Regions from separate parts of the Homo sapiens genome. Here region 1 is linked to region 2. Evidence: chromatin contacts called from ENCODE Hi-C or POLR2A ChIA-PET data. All regions are on one chromosome and are shown on one strand. Each heading gives the region's core, a stretch centred on a gene start or an enhancer-like site at or near the end of the contact. The rest is flanking DNA. Distances are from core to core; before and after follow the strand shown. Region 1 overlaps CP (ceruloplasmin). Region 2 overlaps LOC107986045 (a long non-coding RNA gene).

The links. Hi-C counts contacts between places; a loop is a spot of excess contacts on that map. ChIA-PET counts read pairs that join two places held with the same protein, here RNA polymerase II (POLR2A). Pooled maps may share reads with other maps.
Region 1: a map of ascending aorta shows a loop between it and region 2 (3-fold over the local background). The contact joins two enhancer-like sites. A Hi-C loop is called at or near these places in 1 of 168 maps with a recorded cell type or tissue (ascending aorta) and 6 of 50 pooled maps. POLR2A ChIA-PET finds 5 or more read pairs at or near these places in 3 of 52 experiments (IMR-90, PC-3 and WTC11).

Annotation. Positions count from the first base shown.
Region 1 is chr3:149,178,860-149,182,029 of GRCh38, forward strand. CP (ceruloplasmin) reads right to left here. Exons shown (of 19, transcript NM_000096.4): 14 at 3,146-3,170; 15 at 697-803. Among named protein-coding and RNA genes, the nearest start is that of CP, 41 kb to the right of the region's middle. Within about 2 kb of position 1,317, at least 16 of the 41 ENCODE cell types and tissues checked have a DNase peak (open chromatin) inside an H3K27ac peak, as active enhancers do; they include ascending aorta, where a contact is called at or near this core.
Region 2 is chr3:148,954,233-148,957,321 of GRCh38, forward strand. LOC107986045 (a long non-coding RNA gene) reads left to right here. Exons shown (of 3, transcript XR_001740565.2): 3 at 1,350-1,856. Among named protein-coding and RNA genes, the nearest start is that of GYG1, 36 kb to the right of the region's middle. Within about 2 kb of position 1,464, at least 10 of the 41 ENCODE cell types and tissues checked have a DNase peak (open chromatin) inside an H3K27ac peak, as active enhancers do; they include ascending aorta, where a contact is called at or near this core.

The sequences.
Region 1 (3,170 bases), core at 67-2,566, 220 kb after region 2:
TGCAGAGGCAAAAATTAGCTCAGCTAATGAGCAGTGATTTTAAAAGAATCCCAAATGAACAGTGTTGGTTTGTTCCATAAACTCATGAACTCTTGAGTGTGAGCCAAGCGCTATGGCAGTCCCTAAAAATCCATAGATGAATGAAATGTGTAATAATAAATAGGACCACAAATACCAGATTTACTCATTTGTTTGAGCCAGAACACTGAATTATCAAGGAGCTACTTCCCCCGGCTCACTCAGGCACTTCACCCACCTATCTATAACCGACTCCATTTCTTTTCTCCCTCCTTACAGTAGAGGTCCTTGAAATTTGCCTCACGTATTACAACGGCCTCCCAACCTCCAGTCTCTTCCCCCTCCAAGCCTTCCTTCATTCCACCAGAATGAAGGATCTGAAATGCAAATATACTGCCATTCTTGGTCAATTTTTCAGTGGCTACCTGTGACCCACAAGACAAAAATCTAAACTTCCCAAATATCTTGAAAGGCCTTTGAGCTGTATCATATTAGGAAATGTTAGATTTTTGTCTTGTGTGTCATAGGTAGCAGCATAGTTGCTAAAGTAGATTGCAAACAGTTTATTTTCCTAGGATTTTAACGTAGAATTGGACCACAGGAAAACACTAACCTTGTCTTCCTTCAATTGTGTGTCTATTTTGGGAAGTGTCACAAAACAAATGATTTGTATTTTACCTTAACTTGATCCACAGTTGAATAATAAGCCCATGGAATACAAGCAGAATCCTCTGTTCCAGCTCCAGATCTTTCTGGGATTTTCCATACGTAAGTGAGAGTTTCACCTAAATTCATCAAGTGTTAATGGATCTGGTTGTATTTGGTTTATATTGTACACACACACACACACACACACACACACACACACACACAGCCTTGATAACTAGGACCCAGGAACTGGAAATGTCAGTGTAATTAGTTTTTAAAAATTGTGGTACTCAAGATTGTTTTCAGGAATTTAGTTTTAAGATGAACTGGAAGACAAAATTTTGTCATTTTTTGGGTTAATTTTAAATTAGCTATAACCCACTTGCCATACCACAAAGCTAGGAGGTGTGTACTTCAATATTACAATTTGAAAAAACTTTGCAACCAATCTCTTCTTAGCTTGAAGTGTGTTTTCCTAATATACTTTTTTCTCTTCAGATACCAAGTGATTTTTCCCCAGTGGCTGGCACCTTTCCCGTAATCTCTGCATGTGTGTATCTGGACTATTTTGTGTAATTCCCTCAGCTTCAGCATTGGCTTCCTTTCCTTGTCCTCTCTCATGATCATCCTTAGTGAGCTCATGATTCCTGGCGAGGAGCCGTTAGACCTCTTGATCTCATGAGTCACCGACTTGACACAGTTATGTTTACCTCCCCCTCCAGTCCATCTCATTCTATCACACCATGTGCTGTTTTGTCACTACTCCCACATACAGGACATAACCACACCCTCGGCCTTGGCATTTTGAAGACGACCAGTTGCTTCACCCTCCTGCTTTGCCAAGGCTCTTACCCTTTTCCCATGTGCTCTAGGCTTTTCTCCAGTCTGATCTGCGTTTCCATTCACCTCAGGGCTTCCTGTGCAACTGCTCACAGGCCTCAACTTTTGGCCATGCCCACTCACCAATCCCAGCCACACTCATTTTCCATCCCATTTATTTAGACCACACCATTACATATTCATGCTATCACACTAACCTGCCAGAGTCCAACAGACATTCACTAGAGAATCAAGCAAGACAACAGAGATGGTCTCAAGTGATGTGGTAGACGTCTTACTTTTTCTTCAAGCCTCAGTCTGAGCTGTTCCTATGTCCTCACCCTTTTTCTAAGCAGAAAATTTCACTAGAATATAAAGTATTGATTCACCACCTGCACATATTACTGTCTGGCCATCTCTGCTTTTACTTATTCTCATAAGCTGCAAAATAACATTTTCTTCTCTTTTCCACACCCCTTTACAACCTGCTCTTCCACCAGTGGTCAGTGCCCAAAACCTTGGGGTCATGCTTGACTCCTCTCTTCCCTAACACTCCCTAGTGCCCATTTTCCAGCAGGTCCTTTTAGTACCACCTTTAAAATGGAACCAGAATATGATAACATCTCACCACTTCAGCCGCTTCCACCATATTCCAAATCTCGATGATGATGATGATGATGATGATTTTACCCAGATTATTGCAGTGGTCCTTAACTGACCCCAGATTCTGTCCTTGCCCCCTTAGGGTCACTTAACCACACATCACCAACAGCCCCTTAAAAGGTGTCCATCAGAACATCAGTCTTAAATCTCGAGTCTGAGGTCCTCCCTACTCCATCTGGCCCCTGCTCTCCCTGGATCTCATCTCTAGCATTCTGTCCCTTGTGTGCTTTTCTTTAGCCTCTGGCTGCCTTGCTGCTGCTCACACACACCAGGCATTGCTCCTGTCTTCGGGGCCTAGAATCAATTCGTGCACAATTACCTGAATTTCATTACTTCTCAAACTTTAGGTGTTTTCAGCAATGCCACCTCCTCAAGGAAGCCCTCCTGACCTCTCTACCTAAAATAGCACCCTTGCTACACCCTGCTAAGTTATTGAGAAATAGTATTTTCCTGGAAGCCAACTTTACAACTAATAGAAGAAAAATATGGTTCTTATTAAAGAAAATGCTCACCTATGTATATAATCTGTTCAAGATTTTACTCTATGTTTATTAAAGAAACATTTGATGATCTCCTAATATATGCCAGATACTGTACTAGATAGGGGGAATTTAGAGTTCCAAGTGGCAGCCTCTGGCCCTTAGAACCACATGTGCTAGAGACAGGCATGGGAACATCCAGCCACATATGGTGTGGTAGATGCCATTTGAGCTGTGTTCTAGCTGAGCGAGGAGACAGCATCTCTCTGATTCACGCTTGAGGATTCATAGATGTCTACTACCTTCAGGTTTTTCTCTTAAGCTCTCCTGTGGACTTTTTTTTTTAGTACAAGCATGTGCATGTACTTGCATACACACAGACACCTCCTTGCATCCCCTCTTCACAACTACCTCCCTTTTCACTTTCTTGGTCCAGACTCTCTATGATGAGAGTAATCTGTGGAAAGGCTGTACAGCCTGTTAAAATGCACCACCCCCACCCCCGCCCCCGTGAGTACCTGGTAATGTTGGAGTAACTGTAGA
Region 2 (3,089 bases), core at 214-2,713:
TCCTTTCTTTAGTACATGATTGAGAGTTAAAACCAATACTGGAAAAAGAAATGAAAAAAGCGACCAGATTTATGCAGATAAATTTGCATAGGCAGTTAAAAATAAAATAAATATTTTAAATAAAGTAAAATAAGCAACACCATATATACCTGATGAGAAGCATCCCCTAAAATATCACTGACATGTTTTATCTGAATTTATAGCCAAGAGATGGACACAGGAAGACTGCTGTAGCTCACAAATGAATTCTCTCTTTCCTCTCTGCCTCCCATCTCCTTCTCCTACTTTGTATTAAAGCTTTTCTTATGCAAAAGATCCAGGACATAGAAGAAAACAGAAAATTTCATTAACAAATTTTCTAAAATAAAACAAAATACAACCTTAAAGGCCATTGGGACACTAAGTAACATCCTGAGCTGTATATATGCAAGATTATGGGTTAGAGCCCACAGAGAAAAGTCACAAGAGACCAGAATGGAAGAATGATTTCTGGAGAGTCTCATGAAATATAACTCTCCCTTTATATGGAGGAAAATTGTTTCTATTGAATCTATGATTTCTAGCAAACCCCACACAGAATTGTGCATTGGTATTCCACAATTAAAACCAATTTTAATTACTTGAAGCTAGATATATAGAGCCTCTCAAAATGTTCCTTGTAAAAGAAAATTTTTCCCTTGACATAGAAAAAAAAATGGAGAAAACTGACATATTTTCATGTCCCTTTTAGATCTAAAATTATTTTTGGGGTTTAGTAGAAGAAATATATTAAACCCATCACGATTTGCTCATCATAGAGCCCTGGATCTAGTACATAAAGAGATGTGACTGTTACAGGAACAATTCGAGTTGAGGAGGCATTGATTTTTCTCACATTTGGGCTTGAATAACCAAAGAAATTCCTTCATGTCCCCCTATAACCACCTGTTCACATCTCAGTTATTTGTCAGCTGATGTTGTAATTTTCTGTTACTCATCTATATTTCCCACGACATTCTTAGCAAAGGCAAGGGCTGTATCTCATTTATGATCTTGGAGGGCCTAGGAGAATGCTTGGCCCTCAAATATTCAATAAATTGAGTAGGCACTTAATAAATGGCATAGAAACAGAAGCATAAAAGTGACCAGACGAACCCATTGCAACACCCGTTCCAAGCTCTGAAATGCTACTATTTTTACCTGTTTTTCTGGATTCGCAAAAGGCTAAGTGTAAATCCCAAAGAAAGTCTGGGTCCGAAATTTCAGAAAATATGGCCAAGTAAGAATTAGAACTGTGGAAGGGGTTCTAGAAACACTGGGTGAAATGAATGTATCCTCAATGGTATTTTTTTGCTTTTTTTCTTTGCTAGTTTATTTCATCAAAAAGATCGGAAGCCTAAAAACAGCATTGTTAGGGAACTGGCAGCTCAAGACAAAGAAGCCGAACCAGAAGAGGGCACTCTTACCACAGAGATTTACAGCTAATGGTTTTTTTTTTTTTTTTTTTTTAATGTTTGCCCCTCAGCAGGGCCAACAGAGAAAGCAGGACATTCTTTCCTAAGGAGCTCATAACTCTCCCAGCCAAGCAAGAAGGAAAAGGCAAAACACCAAGGGTGAAAACTTAGCAGAGAATGCCAAAGGCAATGACCGTGCTCTCTGACCATCACACGCTGGAGGCAGAGCTTTATATGGTTCTCAAAGGATTGTTTACCTCCTCCTCACTAAACCTTAAAAAAAAATGTATTCCAAAAACGAATTACACCAAGCCAACCCACATTACTCAGTCTACGAAGCCAACCCACATTCTGGCCTGTACTGCCTTTCAACTCTTCCTATTTCCACTTGCTGGAATAAATCATTTCACTCTAGGGCCAAAACAGGTTTGATTTCATCTGTCAGAGGCCTGTAACATTAAGCGGCAGTGTGGTGCTTGTTAGAGGAGGAGCACTTGTATTCTCCCGGATCCCCTGTGGAACCGCCTGGGCTTCTGAGCTAGGGAAGCAGATAAACCCTGTCCCTGCCTTCACCCTTCTTTGGGGACAGTTATAGGCTGACGGTCTGAACTTTGGGAGAGACAGGACTTCGGTTATCCCTCTCCACTGAGGGCTGCCACCGCACACAATTGATCCAGAGATTGGGAGATGGGTAATCCATCTCATCCTGTCCCTAAAGCCCTGTCTTCCGCAGTCAGCTCTGTTTGAGGACTTCATTTGTGTACTGGTCCAAAATGTGCCCTTCTCCTAGCCTGTGTATGACTAGGAGACTACTTCAACTTCCTTGCCCACAATTCTTCTCATTGCTTACTCTAGCCAGACCGGCCTCTATGTTGTTCTTTGAACACAATTGTGTTCTTGCCTCAGGGCCTTTGCACTTTGATTGTCCCTCTATCTAGAATTATATTCTCTCAGATACCACATGGTTCACCCTCTCGCTTTCATTCAGGGTTATGCCCGAATGTCATGCCTTCCCTGAGCACGCACATCTACACTAGCACCCACAGTATTACACTCTATCCCGACACTGCTGTATTTTCTTCATAGCACTCCTCACTGCCTAACGTTGTTATAAATCTAATCATCTATTTCTGTCAACTCCGCAAAGGCAGAGACTGACTTCTATTTGTCCACAATTGGATCTGCCGTGCCTCGACACAACGGATGTTCTCAGTAAACAGAGAATTAATCAATTAAAATATATCTTTCAGCCCCTGGGTTCCCTCTTCCAGCTTCTCAGGTACTCCTCATTCACTCCAGAATTAAACTAAATCCTATGGCGTGGCATTCAGGGCTCTGATCAGACCCTGTCCTCCCTTTCTGGCCCTGTCTCCGATTGCACACCCTCCACCTGCAACGTACCCTGGAACTCCAGTCAAACCTGGATTACCATCCACTTTCATGCCTGGATGCCTTTGCTCCTGCCCTTCATTCCCTCACCACTTGCTGAAATCCTCCTAATCTCTGAACACCCATCTGACACGCTCACTCCTCACAATGAAGAGGCATTGTCCCTCCCATCCCAGCCACAGACAGTTCTTCTGTCCTCCAATGCCAGTTTGTACATCACTTGTATGATGCCCTCTGTTACAAATTATTTCTCTCTCTAACTTTCTC